5 separate regions of the Homo sapiens genome follow, and regions 2, 3, 4 and 5 are each linked to region 1. A link is a loop called in an ENCODE intact Hi-C map of the cell type or tissue named here. Cell type or tissue: PC-3. All regions are shown on one strand. Each heading gives the region's core, and the rest is flanking DNA. Links, peaks and the distances in the headings are about the cores only. Region 1 overlaps PLCG2 (phospholipase C gamma 2). Region 2 overlaps PLCG2 (phospholipase C gamma 2). Region 3 has its middle 60 kb from the start of MPHOSPH6. Region 4 has its middle 3.2 kb from the start of HSD17B2. Region 5 overlaps SDR42E1 (short chain dehydrogenase/reductase family 42E, member 1).

Region 1 (6,106 bases), core at 626-5,625:
CCTAGGACCCAGCTGCCAAAACACAGCGGGTGTCTGTTTGCCTTCCTCTAATACCAGCCCAGGAGGAAGCTGAGGAGATACAGATGACAGGGACTCCGTCTCAAAAAAAAAAAAAAAAAGAAAGAAAAAAGAAAACAAAGAAACATCACACTCTAACTCCATAAATATGCACAGTTATTATGTGTCCATTAAAACCTTTTTACAATTCGAAAGAAAACATGGAGCAACCACATGGTTATCCTCAATTTGCTGCGAGCCTGACCTCCACCAAGAAGGAGCTACTCACGTTCAATGCAGCGACAGCCCATGCGCAGGCAGCGGATGTAAGCTTCTGGGGACGACTCGCTCCGCAGCTGGTCACCTGTAAGGTACCTGCAGGAGAGAAGGCAGGTGGCCGTGTGAGAGTGGCAGCCACAGGGGTTGGGGGGCAAGCCTGCACCTCAGGGTGTTGTGGGGGAACTTCTCCGCCCGAGCCGCCAAAGCTCTGAGTTCTTCCATGTAGAAAGACTCAAAGCTAAGGCCTAGGACAGAAATACACAATCCCACGGTCACACTGGGCATGAGCTCTGAAGTCAGGCCACAATCGCAGGAAGTGACTGCTGACCACCTGGGCAATGCAAGCGTGGAGAGGACGTGTTCTTTTGAGGAGAAGTTGGTCAAAGCACGTCAGAAGCAAAAAAAGCTGCAGAAGATGAATTAACAAGGCCCCATGGCCGCTCTCTGGGTCCTCGGTCTAAACAAAGATGGGCACTTCTTTTGATATCAAGGCTTGAGGCCAGGCACAGAACAGATATTCAACAACTGTTGGTGCAATCGGCTATGCTAGGAGCCATATCCACCAAAACTGCCGTAAGAATGACTCTTTAATGCACTTTCCTCCTTGTCATGATTCACCCCAACTTTTTTAAAATTTGTGTTCCGAGGCCAAGCACGATGGCTCATGCCTGTAATCCCAGCACTTTGGCAGGCTGAGGCGGGCAGATCACGAGGTCAGGTGTTCAAGACCAGCCTGGCCAACATAGTGAAATTCTGTCTCTACTAAAAATACAAAAACAAAACAAAACAAAACAAAACAGGGCATGGTGGCTCGTGCCCGGAGTCCCAGCTACTCGGGAGGCTGAGGCAGGAGAATCTGTTGAACCGGGAAAGCGGAGGTTGTGAGCTGAGATCGCACCAATGCACTCCAGCCTGGGCAACAGAGTGAGACTCTGTCTCAAAAAAAAAAAAAAAAAAGTTTATGTTCCTCACACTAGGTTCTGTCAGAGGGTGGTAGGAGGGACAGGATCAGGAAAAATAACTAATGGGTAGTAAGTAGGCTTAATGCCTGGGTGACAAAATAATCTGCACAGCAAACCTCCATGACACAAGTTGACCCGTTTAACAAACCTGCACATGTACCTCTGAACTGAAAATAAAAGTTTTTTTTTTAAGTTTGTATTTCTTAACTGTCTTCTAGGTTTTCTAGAATTCACCATGCTGAAACACAAACTCTTAAAATGATGGGCATGGTGGGGAAGAGAGAACTGTGAAATCAATTTCCCCCTGAAAGACATTTTACCTTCCCAAATGCCTGGAGCATAACACCATAAAAAGCCTTTTCCCAGATGACCCCCTGGAATGTCACTTAGGAAAGTCCCCACCCACAGCTGTGGGGGCCATCACCCAAGGACTTCACCCCTCACCCAATAAGACAGACTAAATACTGGAACATCAGCGCAACATCCTGTATCCTCCTTCTGTTGCAATCAGAGTAACCATCCCAAGAGCCCCCTGTGAGCATCTCATCTTCTGGTTAAAAGTCGTCAGGGTCTCCCCGACAGCTCTCACGGTGACCTACAAGATCCTGCTCCAGCAGGACCTGCCTTCCTCCCCTCCTGACACCGCTCTCCTGGATTCTGCACTCCAGCCTTAGCAGACTCCTCTCAGTTGTTCCTGCCCCAGGGCCTTGGCACATGCTGCTCCTCTGTCTGAAACACTTCTCCTTGCCTTACCACCTGCTCCCCACATCAGCAAGTCCTATTCTGTGGTTAACTTTCAATGGAGGTCTTCCTCCCAGCACATGAGGACATGGCTGCTGCCGGTTCACAGCCACATCCCCAGCTCCCAGCAGGCACAGGGTACACACTCCCTATAAGTCAATTCAATGAGTCACTGAATTGCTTTGCTGTGGCTACTGTGAGATGCCCAAATCGTGAAAAACTAAGTTTACTATGTTACTTTAGTTACTAAGTTACATAAACTAAGTTACTTTTGTTTTTACTAGCTTTTTAGGGCCACAGAAAAGAGATTATTATTACAATGCCAGCTGACAAAGGGAAGTGTGTTCCCAGCCCCTTCCAGAAGCTTCTGTGTATTTTAGTCCAAGGAATGCGGTGCTACACCCTCCACCTGCTTCACAACAGGGCTCACCGGAGCGGCGTATCGGACCCCTGCCTCAACCCTCACGTGCTCTGTGCTGCCCAACCCATCACAGGCTCATCTGAAACTCACGTGTTATGTGACGAGGAGATCCAGTAATGAGACAGGGGGTTGTTCATGTCCTGCATGTCCACCGCGTCATACTTCTCATCCCAGATGCTGTTTTCTCGTGAAAACAGGTACGTGAGGAACTAAAAGAGTCAAACACGAAGACCGAATCATCACGTTGACGGGCAGGATGGTGTCTGCTTGTTTCTGGTCTGCGCCCACCAGGGGGGAAGAACAGCTCTGATGCGGGAAATCAACAGGCGGTCTCCAGACCTCAGTTACCCACGTTTTCAATACCGAAGGCTCAGGCTGCAATGGGCTGCAGCGACATATTTGTTCCATGGACCTAGACAATATTTTCCTTTGTAATGTTTATCCTAAAATATTTGCTACTGCAAGGGTTTATGCTTACCATATATACATTGTTGTTGGTTTTTCTTTCTTTGTTTTTTCACACTGAGTCATGCTCTGTTGCCCAGGCTGGAGTGCAGTGGCACAATTTCAGCTCACTGCAACCTCCACCTCCTGGGTTGAAGCGATTCTCCTGCCTCAACCTCCCAAGCAGCTAGGATAACAGGCGTGCACCACCACACCAGGCTAATTTTTGTATTTTTAGTAGAGACAGAATTTTACCATGTCGGCCAGGCTGGTCTCAAACTCCTAACCTCAAGCGATCCACCCGCCTCAGCCTCCCAAAGTGCTGGGATTACAGGCGTGAGCCACTGCACCCGGCCTCATATATACAATTTAAAGCATAATAGTAGCATGAATATTTGTGAACCCACGACCCAACTTAAGAAACAGAGTGTTATCCATATCAGAATGTTGAAAGGGCAGGAAATTTCAAGTTACAATTCCTGGCCCCTTAAAAAAAAATGCTTTAGCGATCTGGGCCTAATTTCTGCTGCGTGAGAACGACCTCATATGGGTCAGTCGCTCCCCAGTTCCACCTCCCCTCCTTCCCTATGCAAGGTCAAAGGCAACCATTCTGACCAGCAAGCACCCAGACACCTTCGCATTCTGTTTCTGTGCTTGCAATGGTTCAACTCTCCCTGGTGGCAGATGCCCTCTAGTGGCAAAATCAATAATCCCACCCAGGCAACACGGTCAGTAGAGAAGAGTAAGAAAGGGCTATGAAACTGCCTTTCCAAAATCAGAACAACAAGAAAATTATGACAGTGAAACAGATCTGATCTAACCAACCTCTATCTTGCCTTTAACCTCCAAACTGCCCTTAATTATTCCTGGGCTTGGGCCAAGCTAACTTTGGAAAACATTTAGTTTATAGTTTAAATACCAGCCCTTCCCCCAAAATAAACTGCCTTTGTAAAGCTAAGGTAAGACCAGGTTAGGAGGATGAGAGGAGCCTGGATTCTGCTAAGGTGGAGACTAACTGGTTACCAGCCATTTTTCTGGAGGTTACAAGATTAGCAACTTCCTCAGTTACTCCTACAGATAACATCACTGTGGTTTAACCTAAGATTGGCCTTTTGAGACGTCTTTTCGGGCGTTCGCATGGCTCTACCTGGACCGCCCACTGGTCCTGTGGCCCCACCCAGAAGCACACTATTTTCCACAACCATATGATTGCATCTCCAACCAATCAGCAGCACCCTTTCCCTGGCCCGCCAAACAATCTTTAAAAAAAAACCCTAGCCTCCGCCAGGTGCGGTGGCTCACACCTATAATCCCAGTACTTTGGGAAGCTGAGGCGGGCTGATCACAAGGGTCAGGAAGTCGACACCAGCCTGGCCAACATAGTGAAACCCTGTCTACTAAAAATACAAAAAAAATTAGCCAGACATGGTGGACAGCGCCTATAATCCCAGCTACTCGGGAGGCTGAGGCACGAGAATCACTTGAACCTGGGAGGCGGAGGTTGCAGTGAGGTGAGATCCCACCACTGCACTCCAGGCTGGGTGACAGACTGAGACTCCATCTCAAAAACAAACACACAAGCAAACAAACAAAAACATAAAAAAACGAAACTCCAGCCTCTGAAAGGGAGGATGATTTGAGTAATAATAAAACTCCAGTCTCCCATTCAGCTGGCTCTAAGTGAGTTAAGCTCTTTCCCTATTGCAATTCCCCTGCCTTGATCAATCGGTTCTGTCTAGGCAGCAGGCAAAATGAACCCACTGGGCAGTTACAGTTACAGTAATCTAGAACCTGGGAGAAAAAAGAAAAGAAAAGAAAAGAAACAATCCCAGCTAACCAGTCAGTCGAGGCAACATCATACAGCAAAGTTCTCCAAGGAAAGACAAACAGAAAATAAACCTCAGAAAGCACAGACATCAATCAAAAAGTCACCCCCAAGCGACAACAAGCCCAGCCTACTCACCTCATCCACAAACAAGAAAGGCTCAGCAGTTTCACGCATGGTGTCATCAATGAACTTTGTCATCCGCTCACGGACTTTGTTCAGATCCTGAGCCCAATGCTCCTTAAAATGACAAAGAGAACGAGAGATCAGCAAAGTGAGAACTGATAAAATTCTTCATTTCCCAGGGTCCATCCAGTCGCAATCGAAGACTGAAACATCAACCAATTCCGAATTCACTTGCAATCGACCACCACATGTTGAGGCCTCATTCTGCACATGGCCCTCTGCCAGGGGTCAGCAAATGTTCTCTGCAGAGAGCCAGAGGTAAATATTTTGGGCTCTCTGAGCCATACGGTGTCTGTCGCAACCACTCAACTCCGCTGTTGTGTTGCAAAAGCAGCCACAGATGATCCGTAGGCAAATGGGCATGGTTGTATTCCAACAATATTTTGTTTATAAAAACAAGTGGTCAGCTATATTTGGTCCATAGGTCATGGTTTGCCAGCTCCTGCCCTATGATAGCTCTTTACGTTTGTTAGTATGAAGCAGCCTGGGGGCATAGTAGTTACATCAGCCTTCCAGGTCACTTACCTGGGTTGGCATCTCATTCCACCTAGTTGACCTTGGGCAAGTTACATACCGTCTCTGTGCCTCCCCATCCATGAAGTGGGAATAAGAGTATCTACCACACAGTTTCTGTGAAGCATTGTATGAAATGTACACTGTATGAAGCATTGTATAAAATCTTATTAGGTTATGTGCCTAATGCAGCACCTGGTGCACAGAAAGTGCTCAGACCCACTTTGGTAGGCCGAGGCGGGTGGACTGCCTGAGCTCAGGAGTTTGAGACCAGCCTGGCCAACATGGTGAAACCCCATCTCTACTAAAATACAAACATTTTTTTTTTCTTTAAATCAGCTTGGCGTGGTGGCAGGTGCCTGTAATCCCAGCTACTCAGGAGGCTGAGGCAAGAGAATTGCTTGAACCCAAGAGGCGGAGGTTGCAATGAACCGAGGTTGTACCATTGCACTCCAGCCTGGACAACAGAGTGAAACTCTGTCTCAAAAAAAAAGAAAGTACTCTGACCGTGGCAGCTTGTGCAAACAAGCATCTTTCTTCCTCCTATGGTCATCTCACTTAGTCCACACAACTCCGCAAGTCATTTATTGCCATTGTCATTTTACAGAAAAGGAAACAGAGGCCCAGGAACAATACCTCATGATCCTAAGCTCACACAGCTTGTAAACTGCAGAGTCTCAGCTCCAAATAACGAAACTGATATGGAATGTAATCATATGCCCTCTTTTCAAAAGAATA
Region 2 (6,106 bases), core at 415-5,414, 50 kb before region 1:
TGCAGACTAGCCCAGTGATATGCCAACATTAATGCAAATGTGAATCACCTGTGAATCTTGTTAAAATGCAGATTCTGACTTGGGAAGTCTGGGGTGAGGCCTGAGATTCTGCATCTCTAATGAGCTAATCTGTGGACATTGGTGAAGAAATCTATGTTATGGTTTGGCTCTGTGTCCCCACCCAAATCTCATGTTGAATTGTGATCTCCACTGTTGGAGCTGGGGCCGGGTGGGAGGTGACTGGATAATGGGGGTGGACTTCCCACTTGCTGTTCTCATGATAGTGAGTTCTCACGAGATGGGGTTGTTTAATAAAAGTGTGTAGTACCTCCCCCTTCACTAGCTCTCTTTTCCTCCTGCTGGCCATGTAAATATGTGCTTGTTCCCCTTCTACCAGGATTGTAAATTTCCTGAGGCCTCCCCAGAAACAAAAGCCTGTACAGCCTGCAGAACTGTGAGCCAATCAAACCTCTTTTCTTTATAAATTACCCAGTCTCAGGTATGTCTTTATAGCAGTGTGAGAACGGACTAATACAGTCTAGCTGCTGATTGACTGTTAGAATGAACTGGAATGACTGTTTGCTCCATGGCATTCCGGGAGGCTATCAGGTAGCCCCTACACTCCAATAGCATGGTTCCAGGCTGGACAGTACTATCTGACACTAGGCGTGTGCCTCTTAAATCGGAGACATGAGCTCTGCCCTCATGACCAGCTGTCTCCAGCTCTATGTACCTTCTCTCGCTGCCCAAGTCCCATTTTTATGCACTGGGCAGCCCTCCTTGTATAAAAAAAAAAAAAATAATTGTTTTTCTTCTTCTTGTTTCTAGTCATTTCACTGGGGAAAGGGAAATACAGACACCTTTTAAAGTAAGATCAATGCATCTGGCTTTGAGCACCCAGTGAGAGGGCAGCCTGCAGAGGAGGAACACGGGGTTCGAAATTAATTAGACATTCCTGGGTTTGAATCTCAGCTCTGGTCCTACAGGTGTGTGACCTTGAGCAAGTTAAGTCATAGTCTCTCGGCCTCAAAGTGCTCAGAATTTTAAAACCAAAGATAAAACCCCTTTCACAGGATTACTGTGAGGATTAAAAGAGAAAGAGTTTAAGGTACCTAACACAATAAAGGCTGCTGCTTTCCTTCCTGCGCTCCAACTGGTTTAAAAGCTTCAGTGCATCTCTAATGACAATGGGTGAAGTTTATTTTTTCAGTATGGAAGACCCTCAATGCCTCCTGTTCATTCTATTTCATTCCTCCCATGAATATGGATGTGCCAGGCACTGCTAGGAGCTAGAAAGAAGTGAGGAAAGGTCCCTGCTGAGAGTATCTCACAGTCGGGGGAGGAGAAGGTCACATTTTTAATCTCCCTTGAGGTTTTGACCTTTGTTTTTTCCAAATCTCCAAGCTAAGTCATTGCATTCTGCAGATGAATTGACACACTTTGATGCCCATTAAGGTAACGAGGTTTTATCATCAACTCTGACATCTCTGCAAGGCACTGGGAGGGGTTATGAGGCTCAAGGCCCTCATCCTTCAAGAGGACGTCGGGGTAACCAAGGGGTTTCAGCACAGCTGCCCCTCTCTGCTGGATGAGTTCAGTAGAGGAACTGGCAGGCAGTTACCATAAAAAGAAATCTGTTACAGCGTCAAGGCTAGGAACGTAAAGGTGTACCAAAAGCTACACTTCCTGCACCAGAAGAATTGGTGTCATTCCTAAGCCTTATTAGACTAATCTAAAAGAAGCAAATTAAGGAATCACAGCCCTGATCAGTGCCGGGTTTAAAGTAGTTTATAGGCCAGGCACAGTGGTTCACTCCTTTAATCCCATCACTTTTTTTCAGACCAACATGGCAAAACCCCGTCTCTACTAAAAATACAAAAATTAGCCAGATGTGGTAGTGTACACCTGTAGTCCCAGCTACTGAGGAGGCTGAGGCAGAGGTTACAGTGAGCCGAGATCACCCACTGCACTCCAGCCTGAGCGACAGAGCAAGACTCCATCTCAAAAAAAAAAAAGGGGGAGTTTACAGTGTGGGTGAGTTAACCCAGAAGGGTTGCCAAATATCAGGCCTCTTACAAATGAATACTCATTATTATTGCTAGAGTAGCAATGTTCATGAAAATGAACATTTCTAGAGTACAAAAAAAAAAAAAAATCAGAAACTTTAAACATTTTCCCAAAGTCTTGTTTCATCTAGTAACTTGCTAAGGAATTCATTTCCTCAATGGTAAGATAGGCAGCCTTGACATAGTTTGGTTCTGTCAAAGTGCCATCCAAGCACCATCTGGGGAGCTGCCTAAAGATGCAGATTCCTTGGCCCCACCCTGGGCTGACTCATCACCCTGTGGTGGGTCCAGGAACCTGCACTTTCTTCTGAGTCTTGCTCTGTCACCCAGGCTGGAGTGCAGTGGTGCAACCTCAGCCTTCCAAGTAGCTGGGATTATGATTACAGGAGTGAGCCACCGTGCCCGGCCAGCACCTGGATTTTCTAGCATGCCTGCTGCTCAGAAACTGGGCTCCTGCCCAGTAGCAGAAATGGTCAGGTTTATGATATTATACAAAAAAAGGTGGAAGTTGAGGGAATGTCTGAAAACAAAAAAGATCCAATTCAGCTCTTCATTGAGCCCCACGTTTCCAAACAATATCAAAAGACTGTATTTTTTTATGTAAGTAACTAAAATGACAGTCATCTTTCTCTTGAAAAATGATCCTCAGAAAACAAGGGAACAGTGACCTCTTGAGGAATCCAGAAGAATCTATGATCTCATATCTCATGCACCATGCATCAGAAATACTAAAGGAAGAGGAAGAAGGAAAATTCAACATCCAGCAAGGGCCTATTTGTCAAATATTATACCTAAAATCCAGTGGGAAAGATCCAGTGGGAAAGTAAACTAGAGAAACTATATAGAAGCTAAGGAGAGCCAGTTTTTTTTGTTTTTGTAAATGACTGGCTCTAGAAGCAGCAGGGTCCCAAATCCCCTCACCTGGAAGTGTCTATCTCAGCTGTGTAGGAAGGGCTCAGTCATCTGGGATTCAGCAGGGTTCTTAAGAGCTGGTCGTATGACCCAGCTTGGCTTGGTTGCAGAAAAATACAAAATGACCCTTCTTATACCATGAAGGGATCTTGTGTTTTCTTCAGCAGGGAAGAAAACTGTAACAACTCAAAGAAGTAAATTAACCCACCCAATTTTATAGAAGAAGAAGGTGAATTCTGAAGGGTTTGGGGAGTTGGACCCTCGAGATTGTTACTCCCCCCCCAAGATGCCAAAGGTCTCTCCCTTGCCACCCTCTCACACTGCCAGCCAGAGAGCAGGAGGGGGAGATCAAACCAGACTTAGCCCTAGCTAGGGAGAAGCAAACCGCATGTAATATTTCAAAATGAAATCAAACTGCAGTGCCAGGTTGAGGATCCACTAACAATCCAGTTTTGCTTGTAAACATCCCACTTTGAGGGGCATAGCCTCCCCTGTCACCCACTTCCTCCCACCTGTGTGCTACACGACAGGCTGTACACCTGCTCTCCAAGCCACCCAATCGGTTTTACAGTGATTCCATCCAAACCAGGAAAAATCATTTTTCATTCTTTTTGAAGCCAGCAGCCAAACCAAAGTACAACGCCAGCCCAAATCGAACATCTTAATTAAAATGCCTCTTACCTGATTTGACTGCTTTAATGGGGTAAGTGGCATGAGCAAGAAAGTTGGGATCGCTGAACATATCTTCTTCATAAACCACAAAGCGCAGAAATGCCAGGTTTGGGTCATAAATTTCAAATGTCACCTTCTCCTGTGTTGGAGCCCAGATAGGGCTGAGGCCATTATCATCTGGAAGGAGATCAAAGCTCATGAGAGGCCACATTGGAGCTGCCCCCTTCTGGTAAGACAATCTCCGCATCCTTCAGCTGTGAATCCCCTTAGCAACCATGTAAATAAATATGCATCTATGCCAAGATCTAAGAAAATCTGAATAATTATCTTCACTCCCCCACCCCACCTTGAGCAATCCTGGAAGCTGCTGTTGCAGGCTGGTCCCTTGGTGAGCAGAGGAAGGAGACCACCTCCCATCTCCCCGCCCCAGGATCAGGGACAAGGGAACGGGGGAGGTGTTTGTTTGCAGAGCAGGAAGGTGGATTTTGGAAAAGACAAAAGGGGAGGAGAGCCTGGGAGCCACATCCACCAGCAGGGGGTTCTACAGCTGGCAGGGGAGAGCCCAGCCTCACAGAGCAGGCAAGCAGCAATCCTGCCACTCTCCATAAATGCCAGTTTATTTGGTCAGCATCTGAGTTGTTCATTGGGCTACTTTTTACCAGGGGCAAGGATCCTGTGCTTTAGAAGGCCCACCAATCACGGTTCCCTCCTGGCTTTTCCTGGAAGAGCAAGCATTCCTCTTGTCCCTCCTGCCCTCTAGGGGCTAAGATCTCCCAGGTTAGGCTGATCCTCTGGGTCAGGTCAGCCACGTAGGTTCACCCCCTCTCTCTGTGTCTCTGCCTCTTGGCCTTTGACTCAGGAGATTAATCAGATTGGGCTGTTGCACAGAGAGGACCAACCTAGTGTCAGGGCCTCACCTACGATTCCGGACTTGAGTTACAGGCAGGCAAACAGCACTGGGGAAAGTCTAAGGATTTCAGAAAGTGGCCCTTTGTATGTATCCCCTCCTCAAGCTGAACCATGTGGGCAAGAGGGAGGAAAGAAAACCCTGGGACAACTAAAGAGCATTGCAAAATCCCCCACGAAGAGCACTCCCACAAAGGATTCACTGGCCGGACGTTTAAAAGCAGAGGGGCCAAGGTGACTGACTTACTCACAACCGTCGTCTTGAACTTGTTGTTGTCATACTCGGCTCCACAGATCTCCACTTCTACAAAGGGACAGGCAATACTTCGTCCAAGTTTGGGGAGATGGCGAGCACCGAGAACCTGGGACACCAAAGGGAAGCATTGGAACCCCCCTGGGGTCCTGAACAGGCAGCCTAGCGTGGATTGCAGCTGGGTTCTAGAGTGACACTGGATGAGTTCAATGCCAGCCCTAATTTTCCTAGATTCACTGGAAAAGCCGGAGCAACCTTCTGCAGTGGATGAAGGTGGACTGTGGTAGATCCCACAGTTCCTCAGCATCAGCCTGGGTCTCGGCCCCATATGCCACCTGACTCAACAGGTAAAACTCACCTGAGCTCATGAATGCACACATCCATGCCCAAGCAGGTGCCTCTGATCAAGGCAGAGCTTAATCACTGGATTTCCACACCCCTAGGAAAGGCTGAGGAACAGTGTGGCATTCTTTTTATAACTGCTGTTTATTTAAAGGCCTGTGTTTACGTATGCTTCTTCCCCCTACCACCCGCCCGCCCTTAACCTTAGGAGAAATGCAATTCATTTCTCTACTTTTCAAAAATTCTTACAAAGCAACAACACTTTCTCTGAAAGTCAGATGAATTTTAAAAAGCCCTGGAATTGGACAAAGTAAGGGAAAAAACTTCTCCATTAAGACCAAATGGCTGTTTCCCATGTTTTCTTTCTCTTTCCGGCCAGAGGCTGACCTCACCAGGACCCCAGAAAGATAGGGTCATACCTCACCCCCACAGAGGACAAGGGGAAGTGGGTTTGAGGAGGTTTCCCCTCTCTTCCCTCTTCTCCCAGAACGACCCCGGAGTGTACTGTAAGAAAGAAAGATCCTCAAACACTGCCTGAATGGGGATCGTTTAAACAAGACAACCAGCCTCCCTAGACATGGGTTCCCTGCTCTCAAGACAGCATCGGCCCAGCCCCCAGGGAGGGCGGCTGGCTCCCCTGGCAGGAAGGGAGGGCTGGCTTTACCTTGACTGTCAGCGTCATCAGGATCTTCCTCTGGGACTCGGGTGGCATCGGGTCATATTTCTCTGTCCTCATGCTCTCAGGCTGCAGAACGTAGCCCGTGCGCCCATTGAGAGAAAACAATGCGTGATTCATCTGCATGTACTTATCTGGGAAGGAAAGTGAACGCCTGCTGTAAGTCAGGCATGAGCACGCTGGCCCCCTAGGCCAGGAGTTTCTAGGTGGGGAATGAATTTCACCTTTTCCCCAAATTAATGTGAGGCAGCTGTTCAAATAGGTATCTCACTCAAAGAA
Region 3 (6,106 bases), core at 690-5,689, 340 kb before region 1:
GGTATAGGTGTACTTATGGGAATAGGTATGGATACAGATGTACATGCCTAGGCACCTTAGCATACTCCCATTTCTGGAATGTAGCCCATAGTGTTTTTTTTTTTAAGAGGAAAATATGGAAGGGACAATGGGGTAGAGAAGACAGAAAGTGGAAGGGAGACTTATAGGCCCAATTCCCAGCCCATCCCCTGAGGTTGACCACCTCCCTTTCTTCAGAACTAGGTCAATCATCTTACTCTGCTCCTCTTTCATTTCCAGGGCACCATTTCTATTATTAAGGCCTGAATCCAGCTACCTTATGATGATTTATTTTAAACAGGACTCTGGTTCACAACCACTCTACAGGATAGATTCAAGCCTGTAAGACGAAGGAAATTCAGTCTTTGAAGTGGAACAATATCTGAGGACAAGGGGTGGAGGAGGCCTCTTATTACCTCTTTTAAACAAAATACTACAAATATTGCAGCCATTTCAATACTTTCATAAATAAATACAAAAAATTGTCATTGTACACCAATTTTGCTGATGACATGAAAGCATTTCAAAGAATACACAGTAGGCATTTTTTCATTTGCAAATTTAACATGCATGATTTTGACAATTTGTGAGAGATCCTGGAGGAGCATGACATGTAGCAATTTGTAATTTTGCTAAGGCACTAATTTGAATCACCTCCACTGTGAGCTAGTGTGTGGGGAATTAGTCATTCAGGTGGTCAATGAGCCAATACCTGCATCGTGATGCTAGTTTGTTGCTCATTGTTGATGAATCTGGGGGATTCTGGAAAGTTTCAAGACAAATATACTACTAGTTGACTACACAGTTCAATACAATTAGCTGTTAGAATTGTATATGTAAAAACGCAGATAGATCTCATTGGGGATGACCCTACCTGACCACTGGAGCCAATTGCAGGTGTCAAGAGTGGTCAAAACCAGATAACCCACCTCTGTTTTACATTCTATCAGGGCATTGGGGTAATAATTGGCATAATAATCTAGCACTTACTTGTTTGCATCATATAAACACTGAGGTGTTTTTAAAAATATTCTGTCCACCAGTGTTGAGTAGTGGTATGCTTCCTCACCTGTGGTAGATACCATTCAGTGCCTGCCAATGCCCATCCTCCACCTCTTTGTTACTCACAGCCCCTCATTGTTGTCCATGACAGTAGTGGATCCAGTATCTACTTTATCTACTCCCCTAATGTCTAGGGGTGGCCCTATGAAGCCAGTTCTGGCTAAAGAGATGTAAGAGGAAGCCATCTGGGAAACTACCAGCAAAATTTCGCTTTCCTATGAAAGCGACGATGTGGCCTAAACCATTGCCCCTGACTTTCTGCCTTGAACTTGGCCATGAGGACTAAAGCTATAGCAGCCTTCTTGCAACCACAAAGCCATAAGCAACAGAGAATGGCTGGGTTCAGGCCTTAATGGAAGGGAGGGTGGCCTGGAGGTAAAAGCAATAAGCAGAGAAATAATGGGAGCAACAATGTGTTCCTGACATTTTTGAGCCACTGAACAAACATTGCCTGTGTCCTTCGTATAAGAAAAATAAAGCCCTGTTCTCTGTCAGCCTTCATAAGTCAGTAGATTTGTTTTCTTATAGCCAAACACAAATACATCACTCATAAAAACACATCATTTGAAAAGATAATACCAATACCTCAAGACTCCAGTCCCACATTCTATGATTATAAAAGGCTAAGAGGTTCTTTCAGTGGAAAGCTTGATCCCCCAGACCTACTTACTTTACTCTACTAGACAGAGCATAGAGCTTCCATAGGAATCTTCTCTCTGATTTCCCCCATATTTCTTTCAGTGGGTGTTCACGCCTCAGGGAAAAGTGGACTTTTATCTATGGTGTGTCATGATATCGCTTTCTATCTGCCTCATGTTTGGTGTCACCTCTCAGTTACCAATGAACTATTTCAGGAAAGAGAAAAATCCTAGGGAAGGAATGGCAAAGGTTGTTAGTGGTTTATTATTGATTTTTTCTGAATCAAATTAGAAAGACTGTTAAGAGCCGTGGAGAGCCTGAAGACTTCAGAAAGGGAACTAAACTCCAGGAAGGTCCTCTCCAATATTCCTGTGACAAGTCTACACATGTGCCATGAAATATGCAGCTAAGCAAATTTTTTTCCAGGAACTCTACCAACCAGGAAGATATAAAGAGCATGCTTCCATTTAAAGGGCAATAAACTTCAACTTAATTAAACTAACTTTTTGGAAGCAGCTACTAAGGGCCAGGTTGTATGAGAGGAGCCAGGTACATAAAAAGGGACAAGGGTCATAGCCGCAAGGAGATCACACTGTATGGTGAGACATATGCTCCTTTGATCGATCAGCTGAGAATTCTCCATTTTCATTTTTATCCAGGTAGGAATGTAATAACTTCATCTTCCTGTATTGTGGTGTTTCTCCGTCTCTATTACTAAGCCAGATGCTGTTTACGGTACCTCATGCTGGGGGTTGAGAGGTAGATAAGCTCATTAACTTACCATTCATCCTCAGCCTATGCCATTCTGCAGGCAGGATGCCCAGCCTGGATGCCAACTTTTTACAAATAACTATTGAAACTGTCAGTTATCTTCATGAGCACTGCTCCGGTGAAAGAACAGCATAATTGGGGTGGGGGGTGGTAAAATGTTAGTGAGCTCATTTTTTTCACCAGCAACAGTAACAAAACATCTTTCTGGGGATAATATATTTACTCTTATTATTTGGTTCATAGCAGGTAAATTCCAAATAATACAAGAGTGAAAAATATCCAATTCCTTAGCTTTTAGGAGAGGTAGGACATACAATCTCTCAAGTTCCAAAAAATACAGAGATCATGGGACCCTATATCTTTTTTTTTTTTTTTTGGTCTGATTTTAAACAGAAAAATCCTGATGCTTATTTTTCTTCTTAGATATTTGTATGCTTAAATACAAGGCAGCAGGACTATAAGAAAACCCCAGTGTTAACCCTCAAGGAAAAGATATAAATTTGAATGATCTATGACATTGTCCTCTAGGACAATGGATGGTTCATTATTAAGTCAACCAAAATGTAATTTCCAGTATCCTTTCCATCCCTCCTAGTCTATAAATCCAAGACTCCAGCAATTTGCCTACTCCTGCCCATCCCTTAAAACTCAGCTCAGCTGCCAAAACCCTAGTGAAGGCTTCCTCTCTCCTGTGAGCATTGCTAACGTTTCTTTTCTCCTAGTCTCCCTTTATCTTCTGCTTTCTCTCGTCTGGCCTTTCTCAAGCCATATTCTAATTGTTATTAACCCTTCTGTCTTTCGCCTTAGTGAGGTCCTAAGAGATAGGAGCCAAGTTTATTCACCTTGTATCCCAGGGCCTGTAGTTCTTGGTATACAGGATATCCTCAATAAGTATTTGCTGAACGGGAAAGGAAAGAATGAATGTGGGAAGGGTGGAGTATCTTGGCAGGTGCTTGCTACTCAAAGAACTAGAGCTCCATGGTGCAGCAAGGGAAAAGGTCTCTGCCTCCCAGCAGAGGGCAGCAGAGAGCTTAGGAGCAGAAACTCCCTGCAGGATGATTAACTCCCAGAGAGAGGGTTTTCCCAGAATTATGGGTGGGAAAGGCCAAGTACCACCAAGAGAGGCAGCTGATTGGATTAGGTGGTAATTGAGATAGTTGAGAGGTGTTTGCAATTAATTTAAAAGGGGAGCCATGTACTTTAGTGTCGACAGGCAAAATCTGGCCAGGTGTGGCTTGTCTGGGCCTCAGGAGGGACAAGGGAGAGGCTAATCCAATCCAATCTAATCTAATCAACTGCCCCTCATGAACAAGATCCCAGTGTAAGCCAAAGTTCAATTAGCCAGGGTAAAAAACAAACCCAAACTCACACATACACTTACGGAACTTTAGGGTGGAGAGGACAAACCCAGTGACACTAAAAATCAGAGACACATCATTCATTGTCAGATGTCACGGTGTGCTCAGGTAGGACATCAAACCTGGCAGAAGTGTATAAGGACGCTAAGAAACAAAAGTGAGTCCAATATAACTGGGTGAATTGTGTTTTGTGGAACAGGGCCTCATCTGAAAGTCCATAGCCCTGGGAATTGGATTCCCAGCAGGGAATGGGCTACAACTGATCTCAATGTCTTGGTATTCATGAGGAAGAGGAAGAATAGAGAGCAAACCTAAACATCAACACAGAATGGGTCACTAATGGGTAGCCAGAATTTTAAAGAGACTTAAATACTAGATAGCCTATGAGGCAGGATCTGAGCAGGGAGACAAACCTTGAACAAAAGTCAGTGACAAAGAGAAGGTTCTGCTGGTCAGCTCAGAAATACCAAGGGCACAGGACCTGAGAGAAGGAGTCTGGAAACAGTTGTGTTTTGAAATCACAAACCTGGCCGGCCGCGGTGGCTCATACCTGTAATCCCAGCATTTTGGGAGGCCAAGGCGGGCAGATCACGAGGTCAGGAGATTGAGACCATCCTGAATAACACGGTGAAACCCCCATCTCTACTAAAAATACAAAAAATTAGCTGGGCGTGGTGGCAGGCGCCTGCAGTTCCAGCTACTCAGGAGGATGAGGCAGGAGAATGGCGTGAACTCGGGAGGCAGAGCTTGCAGTGCGCCGAGATGGCACCACTGCACTCCAGCCTGGGAGACAGAGCAAGACTCCGTCTCAAAAAAAAAAAAAAAGAAATCACAAAGCCTCTCCCTTCACCCTCCTGAGGACCAGACAAGCCACACCTGGCCACGTTCTGCCAGTTGACACTAAACGACATGGCTCGCCTTTTACATTAATTGCAAACACCTCTCAACTGTCTCAAGCACCATCTAATCCAATCAACTGCCTGTCATGAACAAGGTCCCAGTGTAAGCCACAGTTCAATTAGCCAGGGTAAAAAACAAACCCAAACCCACACACACACGCCGTCACAGAGCTTTAGTACCGGGTTGCATTTTATAATTCCAAAGCCCGGGACTTTTACTGCTGACAGTATGGTCTGTGGAGCAGAAACAACATCATTACCAAGGAGGTTGTTGAAATGCAAAATCTCAGTCCCCACCCCAGACCTACTGAATCATACGTAATCTGCATTTTAACAAAATCTCCAGATGGTGTGTGTGCCCATTAAATTGGGGAAGCACTATTCACCACCACCTGATCCCTGCCTGCACCTCCGACTGGAACCGGAGACACTTTCCATCCTGACAACAATGTTCCAGCCATACCAACCTTCTTTCCGTCCCTCAAATATGCCATACTCAGGGCAGGCATGATGGCTCACTCCTGCAATCCCAAAACTTTGGGAGCCTGAGGCAAATGGATCATTTGAGGCCGGAAGTTCAAGACCAGCCTGGCTGACACAGTGAAACCCCATCTCTACCAAAAAATACAATAATTAACCAGGTATGGTGGTGCACACCTGTAGTCCCAGCTATTTGGGAGGCTAAGGTAGGAGAATTGCTTGAACCCAGGAGGCAGAGTTTGCAGTGAGCCAAGATGGCGCACTCCAGCCTGGGCCACAGAGCAAGACCCTGTCTTAAAAAAAAAAAAAAAAAAATCATGCTCATTCCCAACTTAAGATCTCTGTCCTCTCTGTTCCCTCTCTCCACAACCATGGATGGGTTTCCTTGACATTCAAATCTTTATTTTCAGATCAGCTCTGCACAGAGGCCTTCTCTACATACCCAATACAAATGAAATGCTTGAGCAGTCTCACCTACGTTCTGCAATTTGACTTCCATGCATAGCGCCTGGTTGTTTGCCTTGAACATTCGTCAGAATCACCCAGAGAACTGTTACAACCCAGATTCCTGCGTCCACCCCTAGAGTTTCTGATTCAGCAAGTCTAGGGCAGAAGCTGAGAATTTGCATTTCTAACAAGTTCCCAGGTGATGCTGACACTGTTAATCTGGGATCACTCTTTGAGAATCATCGGCACTGTCTCACTACCTGATGATATTTTCCTCATCACTCTTTTCTGTAGTGTCATCCGCACTCCACTGGAGTGTCTGTTCTATGAAAGCAGGGAGTTTGTATGTTCTGTTCACCCTGTATCTCTAGTGCATGATACATAGTAGGTGCTCTTTAATATTTGTTGAATGAAGAATGGAGTAATTAGTAG
Region 4 (6,106 bases), core at 691-5,690, 140 kb before region 1:
AACTGGATAATAATTGACAGAATTTGAACTGCATGGAGAATAACAGGAAGATCCTCTAGCTCACAGGAAAATACTGTCTTCTTCAAGAGCCTGCAGTATGTCTGGGTGCTGAGTCCTTTTTCTGACTCGGGAGTGAGTGAGAGTGTGTGTGTGTGTGTGCGTGTGTGTGCATGCATGCATATAAATATAGGCAATCGATGAAGTTTGGAAAATAGATTCTGGAAGGGAAGGCACCTCTGATCTGGTCCATAGCTTCAGGACTCCTACAAATCCCAACTGAGGCAGGCTGAAGGGTTGGATGGAGAGGGATATGAAAGTAGAGGAAGATATTCCTTGGTAGAGGAAAGTGCTTTGGTCTTGCCTGAGTGGAAACATGCCAGGGAGAGATAATAATGACAATTAACTAATAGCGGCTAATATCTATTGGTAGTTTTTTGTGGCAGAGGCTGTGTATAGCTGCTTATTTGTTCTTTCTCTTTATTGTAAGCCTATTCTATGCCAGCCTCCATTCACTGGGACTCCTCTCATCCTCCTTGAATACAATATCCTTATGAAGTTGATTCTAGTATTATAGTAATTTTACAGGTGAGGAAACCAGGACACAGAGAGGGTAAGAGACTTAGTCAAGATCACACAGCAGTGGAGTCTTGCAGCCTGATCTCAGAGCTGTATGCCCCTAAGCATTCTATTCCACTGCCTGCTTTAGGCAAAAAAAAAAAAAAAAATTAGTGCATTATGTGCTAGATCTTTCCTACTTTCACCCCATTTCAACCTTATAAAACTGTTTGAGGTGGGTGTTATTATTATGGTCAGTTTACAGAGAGAAAAACTGAGGCTGGGAAAAAATAAATCCCTTACTCACAAGCGGCTTAAAAGCCAGCACTCTGCAACTACAGCACCACCTAACCGTGCTAAGCCAGAGAGGGGTCACCGCACCTGGGCTCAGGGCGTGCCCCATGTGGGCCACATGCCTGGCTGGAGGGAGGCAAGGTTGTGATAAAGGCTGGACTTTGGCATAGCTAGAGAGAAACATTCTCTATTTGAGGTCAGTTTCCCTCTATTCAAATCTAATCTTAACTCCACTACTTATTAATTACATAGTCTTGGGAGGGTCACTTCACCTCCCTAGATCTTCATCCCTTTGGCTATAAAATAATATCATATCCTGCCTGGAACAGTAGAAGGAACCTCATAAATGCTAGTGATTCATGTTTTTTAAACAGGAGGAGAATGAAGAATAAGAGGAAGTCGTGTAAAACAAAGTGTCCAGTGGAGTATAGACTTGTCTCAAAACACGTGCTGGAGTTAAATGAGGGGCAGGAGGAGGAAGGGAGAGGATGCCTTTTGTGGATGATGTTGGGGAGGCAGGACTCGGGAAGGAAGGGACCCAGCAGCGTATCCCCTGTAAAGGGAGGTGAGGCAGAGCCCACCTGGGCTCAAAGCCAACTCAAGACCCAAGGGAGAAGGGGTGGGAAGCAGTGTCTTGTGAACCATTACTGTGCTGTGGGACTGTGGGGTTGGACAACAAGGCAGTTATGAGGGTCTGCGTGGAGTGATGGCAACTGTTGTCTGCCCTCCCAGCCACATGGACATTTGAGTCAGGGAGACGTTACCAGCTCCAGGCCAGGAAGCTTAGGGGCAGGGATCTGGAATTGCCTTTGGCTAGCCCTGAACTCTCCCTCCCTCAACAGACCCCAATTCCTTCCTGGGTGCCATCTGAGCCACAGGGCACCTCTCACAATCCTTGTGGCCTCACCAGCCCAGAGCATCCTGGCAGTTAGCTCCGTTCGAAAAACAGCTTCCAGGTGGGGAGACAGGACTAGCTATGGCTCTTCGCTGAGAGTCTTGGCATTTGGTCAGTGGCTCCCACATTTGGGCTGAGCCAAACACCTGCGCAGGCTTCCTGCCAAGTGCACGCCCACTTGAGAGAGGTGGCTTTTCTCCTGGAGGCAGCCCTTGCGAGTTCCCAGACCTACTCTGTCCTGGGGCTCCCAAGGGGAGGGTAAAATCTATGAGCAAAAGCCACCCTCAGGCCACACAGAAGTCCCATGAAGGATACTCCCTGAGCCCTGATGGTGAAGGGGCTGAACAGTATTAAGAACATGAGCTTTCGGGTCTCACAGACTTCTAAATTGAGTTCGAATCCTGGCTTAGCTGTGAGGCACTGGGCAAGTTACCTGCCCTTCCTAAGCCTCAGTTTCCTCTTCTGTAAATTGGCGGTAGGAGGAGTCTTTCTTCCAAGGGCTGTTTTGAAAAGTGAATGACACCATTCTTGCATCGTCCCTGGCACTTACAGGCACTCATGGATGGTAGGCACTTTTCTCATTGTTGAGAGTACCCACTGCCTCTTAGCCTTTTTCCTCTGAGCAGAGAGAGAGGTTCTTGACAGCTACCTCCTCACTCATTTATTTCTTCTTTCAGTTCAGCACTCGGCTGTTTCCTTTGTCATCCTTCAGATATCTGCTTAAACATCACCTCCTGTCACCCAATCTGAGTATCTCCTATCAGCACGCTTTATTCATTGCCTTTGTTGCGCTTAGCTCAATCCACAATTATATATTTACTTTGATCAGTTTAAGAACGTTTTCTGTCTCCCCTACTAGACCATAAACTTCATGAGGGCAGGAACCTTATCTGTTTATTGTTTTTCCTTTACTGTTCACCACGTGCACAGTCCAGTGCCTGGCACATCACATGTACATAATTAATATTTGTTGGAAAAATATAGGAAGAATCACATCTCTATTGAGAGTCTTCTAGGTGGCCAGTTCTGCACCAGCCATGGAGGAATTCAGTAGTGAACAATATAGACCCGGTTCCTGGCCTTGCAGAGTTGAGGACGCAGTGCTTCCAGGAGGCCTGCTGCAGGAGCAGAGACTAGTGGGGGTGCACGGTGGTGGAAAGGAAGGCTATTTACCAGTTGGGGAATATATGGAATTGCAGAATCCCCAGGTGAGAACTAGCCCAATCCTTTCTAAGCCCTGAATGTCCTCATCCCAACCTCAGGGTCAGTCCATCTCAGAGCTACCGCTGAATGAAGATTTCCTGCATCCTATTGAGCTAAATCGTGTCCCTTGTTTGTCCCCACCATTTTGTCGTGAAGCTATTCTCGAGGCCATCATGGCTTGGCCAGTGTCCCCTTGCTTGCAGGCTTGCTCTCAGCCTTCCAGGGAAAAGGAGCCAATTGGACCAACTCATTCTTGCTAATGACGCCAGTGGGTCAATGTGTCATTTCCTCCTGCCAGCAGAGGGGCCTTTTGGAAAATGCCATCTGAAAACAAAACATCCTACCCAAAAGAAAGGATTGCCGCCCCCCCAAAAAAAATTGCTGGGCAAAAAATGCTGGGGAAAAAAAAATGCTGAGAATCCTCCAATGTACACTTTCTTAGAATTGGTGGATGTTGAGTTTAGAAGAGAACTTGAAGAAGGAACTTCCCATCTAAAATGGGAATTCCCTCTGTAACATCCCCACCAAGTGGTCATCTTGTCTATTGCCAGAACATCTCTGAGAACAGGCACTTCACTTCCTCTGAAGGCTGATTTTCCCATTCAAGATGGCTCGGGATATTAGAACATTCTCCTCTAGGTCAAATTCATCTTGACGTTTGTCTTCCCACTCCACGTGGAGTCAGAGGATGTCTTGTTCTATTTCTTTCAGATATTTGAAAGATATTTCAGAGCTCAAACATTTTTAAAATCACATTGTTACAATAATTGAAGAACATTTTCCTATGATGAGGGTAACATAATGACGGCATGATTTGCCAAGCAGAGAATGACTGTGTGTTGATGTCATAGTGACCCAAAGTTCAGGACATGGACAGGGTGGTACCAGCCATAACAGATCATCTCAGGGACATCACAGAGATCTTGTTGGTAATACGAGTTTTTTGTTCGTTTGTTGCTTTTTGAGCATTAGGGTGATAACTAATGTTTGGAGTGTTTGTGATTGCGCAAATATCATGTATTACATATTTATCTATTTTATACAGTGGGCAGGAGTGGGGAGACTAGGAGAAGATAGCCAGAACTTGGGGCTGGACCATGCCTTTTTTCTATCTTTGAAATAATACGTGGTAAAGATGTCTAAACTCCTCAATTATCATAAATTCCAAGTAAGTCAGATCTCATTTTTTTTTTTTTTTGTATAGGGTTTCAGGGATCTGCAGCCACTTCTCAGAATGGCATCCAATTACTTACATCTCCCCTGAAAGATTAGGCCCAGAACTGGGCACAATATTTTCAGTACAGTGCAAAGAACATAGAATAGAGTAAGATTATCACCTCCCCTATCCTTGAAGCTTTATTTTTGCTTATGTGTCCAAAGACTTATTTGCTCTTTTAACAAAAGTGCCCTATTCTTGACTACCACGGTGTTTGTTATCAAATAAAATTCGTTTTTATAGTTTCTGCGTCACTTTTAACTTTTTATAGTAAAATATCATACACATGAGGAGAAATTATCCAAAATATAAATAAATACCCATTCCTCCATAGTGATATAAATACATTATCAGCTAGGTGGATGAGAAGAGACAAATCTCACATGCTGAAGAATTATAAATAATGGACATAAATACTCCTTACCTCAAGGACTTGGAGTGTAACTCCCCATTAAGTGTGAACTACACATGGTAACTTTCTTCCAGAGTGCAGCATGAAAACAGAGAAACAGAGCAACGTTACCACGTAGAAACCAGACGAACACTACCCAGGTAGTGAGGGTCAGCACCAACAATGGCAAATCATGTTGATAGTATGATGTGATTTAAAAAAAAAAAGGCAACTTTATCATTGCAGAACATTCTATGAAATACCCAGCAAGTATTGGGTCAAGGCCATCAAAAAACAAGGAAATTCTGAGAAACAGTCACAGCAAAAAGAAGCCCAAGGAGACGTGACGACTAAATGTAATGTGGAAACCTGAGACAGAAAAGAGACATGAGGTAAAAACCAAGGAAATCTGAATACAGTATAGACTTCAGTTAATAATAATGTATTGGCCGGGCACAGTGGCTCATGCCTGTAATCCCAGCACTTTGGGAGGCCGAGGTGGGCATATCACGAGATCAGGAGATCGAGATCATCCTAGCTAACATGGTGAAACCACATCTCCACTAAAATTACAAAAAATTAGCCAGGCGTGGTGGCGGGCGCCTATAGTCCCAGCTACTCGGGAAGCTGAGGCAGGAGAATGGCATGAACCTGGGAGGCGGAGCTTGCAGTGAGCCGAGATCGCACCACTGCACTCCAGCCTGGGTGACAGAGCGACACCCCATCTCAAAAAATAATAAAATAAAATAAAATAATAAAAATAAAAATACTAATGTATCAGTATTGGTTTATGAATTGTGACAAATGCCTCAGTGTGAGGTCAGATGGAAATTCACATCACAACTTGGTATGTAACCAGGCTATTTGCAGAGTGGTGTGTGTGTGTGTGTGTGTGTGTGTGTGTGTGTGTGTGTATCTGTCTTTCTGGGGGCATGTATATGTGTATAAACCTGTATGTGTGTGCTTGTGCACAGGTGTACGTGTGTGTAGGTGTGCCTGTGTCTGTGTGTGTGTAAGTGAGGGTACGTATATCCATATGTAGGTATGTGGGTATTCGTGTATGTGTGTACATGCGTACATGTATGTTTATGTACACATGTGTGTAGAGTTGTGTGTCTGTGTCTGTGAGTGTACGTATGGGGTATGGGGCGGATGTGGGAAGCGTGTGGGGGTGTCTCCATTCATGTGTGTGTATATGTGTGTGTGCACATGCATGTGTAGATATGTGTAAGGGTGTTGTACAAGTGCACACATGCATAGGTGCGTGGATGTGCATGTGTGCAGGTATATCTGTATATTCGTGTGTGTCTTTGAGTGAATATATGTGTATGTATGTGCAAGTGTGTATGCATAAGTAGAAGTGTCTATCTCTGTATCTGTGTCAGTATATGTATGTGTGTGCATATGTGTACATAAGTAGATGTGTATATCTCTGTGTGTAGGTATATGTGTGTATGTGAATATACATGTAGATGTGTACATGTATCTCTCTGTGCTTAGGTACATGTGTGTATGTCCATGTGTCTATGTATATATAGATGTGTACATCTCT
Region 5 (5,691 bases), core at 78-5,077, 100 kb before region 1:
CGATGTGAGTCATCCTTCCTTTTCCATGAAACGTTGCCCACATTTCCAGCTACAAAGCTTTTTCTGCCTGCTTCTTGCCAGAAGGATTTTAGGGGCCCAACGGCTGTGTTAACATTTTGCACTATATCCCTTTCCATTCAAGCTGGCAGTGGTACTGGGAACATTATTTTGAATGCGTCACCTGAGTCTTATTGCAGTTCACTCACAAAAGCCACACCCACAAATCTCTGAGGTAAGTTCTCCACTGTGAGCTTCTGCTCAGACTGCCAAGGGACAATACGCTGTGCTTCTTAGAAGCCTTACTGTCTGAACAGCTCTCTGGGGTGCCACATCAGGCCTTTCTGAGATCTTAAAAAGATTTTATACTCACAGCCACAGCCATGCACTGTCGTTTCCACAGTCTCGGGTGTTTACACAGGTTAGCCGTATTCAGTGTGGGAGGAGACTACACAAGGATATGAATACCAGGAGGTGGTGTCATTGGAGGCCAACGTGGAACCTGGCTACCACATTCCTGCTTCCATATCTCCCCAATTCTGTTACTGTCTCCCACTCCAGCTTGAAATGGTAGATTTTCTCAGTGCTCATTCCTTGGCCCTGTTCTAATACCATACTTTCTCCCTAGGTGAGCTCACCTAAGCCCATGGCCTCCATTTTCATCTCCCAGCCCAAATATGTACTACTAGATGTACAGTTCCAGACCACTCCTGGGCTCCAGACTCATATCTAAGTACTTCTGCAACTCCACATGGATGTCCCACATGCACCTGTCAGCCAGTGTAGCCAAAGTGGAATTCATAATCCTCTCCCACCCCAAATTCTTACAGGGCTCCCTTCCTTAGTAAATATCTCCACTACCTGCTGAATTTCCCATCCCAGAGATCTGGGATAATCCCTGACCCCTGCCCTCTCCCAGACTTGACACACCTAACCCATGTTTAAGCCAGTTGATTTTTACTTGTAATCATGCCTTAAAACTGCCCAAGGTATAGGTGTACCTTCTCTCCCATAGATTCCACTAGTAGCCCATTTGCTCTTCCACCCATATCCACACCCTCCTTCCTTCAGTCCATTCTCCACATGCCTAGCCAAGAGACTCTATAAAGGTGCAAATCTTTTGTCACTTCTCTGCTGAAAACTTTCCTTAGGTTGAGAATCTTTAACGTGATCAAGAGGCTTTGTCTGAACTGGCCCCTTGCCTGTCTCTCTAACTTCATCTCACATTATTCTGCCTTCTCTGCCCCAATTACACTGACCTTTTTTAGGTTCCTGGGCTCCAAGCTTCTCAGGCTCCCTGCTCCTCCTTTTGGCCTGAATAATGTTTATTTCGTGTCTCTTGTTAAGTCTCTTTCTAGAGGCCTTCACTGATCCCAGCAATTTAAGATTGGTGCTCCTGCTACAAATGATGCTACAGGCCTGTCATAGCTTCCTGCCTTTCTTTTATAGCATTGCTCATAACTGTAAACATTTGTACGGTTATTTGTTTAATGCCTGTTAGCTCTATGAGGGTGGGAACTTTGTCTTGCTTACAGCTGTACTCCTAATGCCCGGCACAGTGCAGGAGTTCAATAAGTATTTGTCCAATGAATGCTGTTTTCCCATCTGCTATGGATGAACACTCTTTTCTAGCACACAGATAACTCACTGTTTCTAATCTTTTGGAGACTGGGGAAAATAGCCAACCTACACTAGAACTGTCGTAACTAAGTCAAGATTAGATGAGGTCTAGTGAGTAAGGGAAGTCATTGTCTATATGATCTGGTGGAGTATTAATGCTATAAGGAGGTCAGGGAATGGGGAAGGAATGTGGGCCAAGTGATTTGTGCTCCCTCCACATCTCAGCTGAAAACTCACCACTTTAAAAGACTTAGTCTATTTCCTGAAAGGGAGCTCCCCTTCCTTTCTATGGTCAGGAGACGCTGCAGTTAAGAAATTCTATTAGTTCTAGGGTTCCCAGCTGCCCTCACCTTGCCTCAACCTTAGATTGAATCACTCAACCCTGCCTAACAATAAAATTATGCTCACACTTGTGCACTTGGGGATGCTCTCAGAGGTCTGGGCAGAAGCCACCCAGCACTGCTACCTCACCCATGGCTTCTGAGGAGTGTGTGGGAGGTTATCCATATGATTGATGGAGGGTCGCAATGAAGGAAGGATGTGTGAGCAACAAGGAGCCCTGTATTGGAACCTAAAGGTAATGCCCAAACTGCTCCCACCTGCAAAAAGGGAAGAGCGGTCTGGAAAGCCTGTTGGAAATACTTCTTGGATGTCCTCAGTGCCGTTTCTGGTGACAGGGGCAGACAGTGCCACATTACAAGCAGTAACAGTTAGTGGAGGGTCAAATAACTCATTCTGGCACCAAATTACCTATGCTGTGGTGTTTCTCAAACCTAGGGAATAGGCCTAGGGATTCTTTTCAAGAAAATGTTTTATTTTCCTCAACCATCTAACATGGTGTATAAAAGAGGCAAGTGTTGCTTTGTCGTAGATTGTTGGGGCTGCTTCTACCTTGTATTGCTTTCCAAATCTCCGGTTCGCCCAGCCTTACAAAGGGTAGAAGTTGCCTGCAGAATGCCACGCCCCAGCTCTGACCCAATTAGACATCATTATAGGGCCACTGGTGCCCCTGCTGGCTGGCCTTGGAAGCCAGCACCAGCAATGTTATTAAAATCTTCACCAGCATCTCTTGCTTAGAGATGGCACACCAGGTTGTGTGCTGTTCACCAGCATATCTCACTTTAGAGAATGATACCCCATGCTCCTTTTTGGTGACAAAAAGTCCCTCCCAGCCCTTTCGTGGGGCTGACCTCCACATGCAGGCCTGACCGCTCACAGGACTTCCATCCTTCGGCCGCAGTCATTGGGCCACGATGGGCCAGTCAGCGTCATCCTTTCAGCCTTTCTCCCAGAGCAGGTTTAGAGAAACCCTTTCAGCTAGGATTGCTTCTCTGGGGAGGACAGGCGCTTGGTGCAGCTCCTCTTCAGGGTCCTCCTACCTGAAGGAGAGGACCGAGTGCTGATGATGTTTGGGCTGCTGGGTCCAGCTATGTGTTAAGAAGAGCCAAAAAATGGAGAGGGAGGAGGTCCTGGTGACTACACTGGGGTTCCGTAACGCTGCCTGCGGGACGCTCATCATTCCAGATCGTCCTCTCACGTGAGTCTTCAGTTCACTTTCTTTTCTGCTTAAGGTCCTTTAAGTTCGATTTTTCTCCAGGAATCGCAGCATGTCCTGGTGTGCCATGTCCACAGTCCACTCCTGGGTACAGGTGATCCTACCCCGTGGTTTCCAAAGGCAGCCTCTCCACTCACCTCTGTGCCCTCTTTCTTTCAAACGGGGGTCGTCTTTTGGTCCCTGGGTAATTTAACATTTGCTGGAGTTTTTCTTAAAAAATGAGATTGATTTCCTTTTCTAGAATCATGTTTATTTGAATTACGTTTATTCAAATCATGTATATTTGGCACCAACATACCTTTAAGCAGAGTAGTTCAAACTCTTGTTTTATATGGAAATTGTTTGATGAAGTGATTTGCTCCCCAGAACATAAACGCCCCATGAGAGCAGGAACCATGTCTGTTTTTTCTACTTCTGTACCCTTCATATGCCCAATAAATGCTTGTTGACGGGGTGAATGCACTTATCAGCCAGGTGGTCCCTTATCTGAAATTACAGCTGATTCCCCAGTTATTGCTTCTTTTACACCTGAGACTCCCAGCCTGAGGCAATAAGAACATTCAAGGCCTAAATTAAAAATGCAGACTCCAGAAGGGTGACATCATGTAAAACGGCAGAGTAGGAAGCTCTGGAATCGGTCCTTTCACTGTAACAACCAGAAAAGCACGGGGGCAGGGGAATGATCAGAACCAATGATTTCAGGAACTCCTTACATCTATTTTACCTCGATATACAGACTCCAGACTCTTCCCTGATGCTTCTGATTGAGAAAGTCTGTGTTGGTTGGTAATCTGCACTCTAGGTGTTTCTTATCTTTCAACAAGGAGGTGAGCACTGGTGCCAGATACTAAACACTGGCTCCCTTGCAAGATGCTGAGAGGCTCCTGACTTCTGCTTGGCTCTTCCCTTTGCAGTGCTTTGCTACAGCAGGTGCTCAGTACAACTTTGCTGAATGAATGAAGGGGGAGATGGGACTCGCCAAAGGGCCTTGGATTCGAGTGACCCCCCACCTGCTCCTTTATGCAGGGCCCAGTTCTTTGTTGACACAGACAAGCACTGCTACGTCCCAGTGCTGACTTTTCCAGCCAACCTAGAGCCTCTTTTTCTTGAGCCAAAGGGATTCTTTGGCAACACATCTTGTTGTGCCTGGTTACCTGATCTTTTAGTGTAAAACAGCCTTTTGCTATTGAAAATCAAACCAGAAATAGAGTCAACCAGTCCCTGGTATCTCTAAGTTGTGCAAATTCATACCATGTTACCCTTCTGTATTTTAGAACCTGGGCACACCAGGAACTCATTGAACTCAAGTTGCGTTCATAATTACTTGAGTTCATTGAACTCAAGTAATTATGACCGAGGCCAAATCTAGTTCACTACAAAGAAATTGCATGTAGCAAAGTGATCCAGGCAAGTGTCTTTCAACCAACAGGGGATTTATCAGCAGTAATTCGCAATGTTTATTTTTAACAGCTGGTTAAAGCATGCAAGTAATTAAAAAATTCTTCATTACTAATATGCAAGATTTTAATCTTGGCAAGTATTCTACATATCTTTTGCTCTAGCCTCCCAGTGGAGCCATATTTCAGATCCAAGAGTAAAATACTGTCTTACCCATATATATATTTTAACATATGTATATATGTTATAAGAATGAGTCGTCTTTTGCTCTTAACAGTCACTAGGAGTTAGTGTCCTGAATAGATAATAATAAGTCTGAAATGTTGCCCAGGTTTTAAGGGGAATTATTTGCACATTGCTGGGCAATTACAACACCCCCACTCCACTGATTTATAGTCCTGTGCCTTTCATAGGGGATTTAGCTTCTGGGAATGTTCAACATGAAGCTAATGATCAATATTAACCTGTCACCCTAGTTAACTAAATTACTCAAAGATGAACATTGTTAATAGTTAATTGCTACTATTTGTTGAGAGTTTACTCAGGATAAGGCTTTCTAATTTTTTTTTCTTTTTTTTGAGATGGAGTTTTGCTCTTGTTGCCCAGGCTGGAGTGCAATGGCGTGATCTCAGCTCACTGCAACCTCCACCTCCTGGGTTCAAGCGATTCTTCTGCCTCAGCCTCCTGAGTCAATAGGATTACAGGCGCCCACCACCACAACCGGCTAATTTTTGTTTAATTAGCGGTGATTTGGGGTTTCGCCATGTTGGCCAGGCTGGTCTCAAACTCCTGACTTCAGGTGATCCACCTGAGGCTTTCTTTATTTCTTAGGCTTATTTAGCTTTCTTAATGTCTTTAAGAAACAGATCAATTTATTATCTCCAGTTTACATGGGAGGAAACTGAGGCTTAGGGAGATGCAGTACCTTGCCCAAGGGTACCCAGCGTCACCAGCTAGGAAGTGGCAAAACTTAAATTTGAGCCAGGTTTACTTGAATCCAAGACCAAATTTTTTTTTTTTTTTTTTTGATAGAGTCTCGTCTGTCACCCAGGCTAGAGTACAGTGGCACAGTCATGGCTCACTGTTGGCTCGAACTCCTGGGCTCAAATGATTGTCCTACC

What was found. Hi-C counts contacts between places; a loop is a spot of excess contacts. Peaks named below come from ENCODE experiments on the same cell type or tissue, not always from the same donor. Only the 100,000 strongest peaks of a DNase experiment are listed, where the experiment ranks them.
Region 2: a loop joins it to region 1, with 10 times the contacts of the local background. A loop is called at or near these places in 11 of 110 quality-filtered maps.
Region 3: a loop joins it to region 1, with 9 times the contacts of the local background. A loop is called at or near these places in 59 of 110 quality-filtered maps.
Region 4: it touches region 1 in a loop (2.9-fold over the local background); 4 of 110 quality-filtered maps call a loop at or near these places.
Region 5: it touches region 1 in a loop (20-fold over the local background); 11 of 110 quality-filtered maps call a loop at or near these places.

Annotation. Positions count from the first base shown.
Region 1 is chr16:81,887,975-81,894,080 of GRCh38, reverse strand. It overlaps PLCG2 (phospholipase C gamma 2), which reads right to left. Exons shown (of 33, transcript NM_002661.5): 10 at 4,808-4,909; 11 at 2,491-2,609; 12 at 287-372. Among named protein-coding and RNA genes, the nearest start is that of PLCG2, 110 kb to the right of the region's middle. In PC-3, for the core only: a CTCF peak has its summit at 3,537 (motif pointing left); a DNase peak (open chromatin) is centred at 3,530; H3K27ac peaks cover 917 bases.
Region 2 is chr16:81,937,613-81,943,718 of GRCh38, reverse strand. PLCG2 (phospholipase C gamma 2) reads right to left here. Exons shown (of 33, transcript NM_002661.5): 28 at 5,816-5,961; 29 at 4,804-4,918; 30 at 3,660-3,827. Among named protein-coding and RNA genes, the nearest start is that of SDR42E1, 71 kb to the left of the region's middle. In PC-3, for the core only: CTCF peaks have their summits at 2,735 and 3,964; a DNase peak (open chromatin) is centred at 2,728.
Region 3 is chr16:82,227,618-82,233,723 of GRCh38, reverse strand. No RefSeq gene overlaps it. Among named protein-coding and RNA genes, the nearest start is that of MPHOSPH6, 60 kb to the right of the region's middle. In PC-3, for the core only: CTCF peaks have their summits at 3,305 and 3,510 (motif pointing right); a DNase peak (open chromatin) is centred at 3,493.
Region 4 is chr16:82,028,985-82,035,090 of GRCh38, reverse strand. No RefSeq gene overlaps it. Among named protein-coding and RNA genes, the nearest start is that of HSD17B2, 3.2 kb to the left of the region's middle. In PC-3, for the core only: CTCF peaks have their summits at 3,275 and 3,474; a DNase peak (open chromatin) is centred at 3,480; H3K27ac peaks cover 1,706 bases.
Region 5 is chr16:81,991,614-81,997,304 of GRCh38, reverse strand. SDR42E1 (short chain dehydrogenase/reductase family 42E, member 1) reads left to right here. Exons shown (of 3, transcript NM_145168.3): 3 at 1-5,691. Among named protein-coding and RNA genes, the nearest start is that of SDR42E1, 17 kb to the left of the region's middle. In PC-3, for the core only: a CTCF peak has its summit at 2,622; a DNase peak (open chromatin) is centred at 1,414; H3K4me3 peaks cover 454 bases; H3K27ac peaks cover 2,514 bases.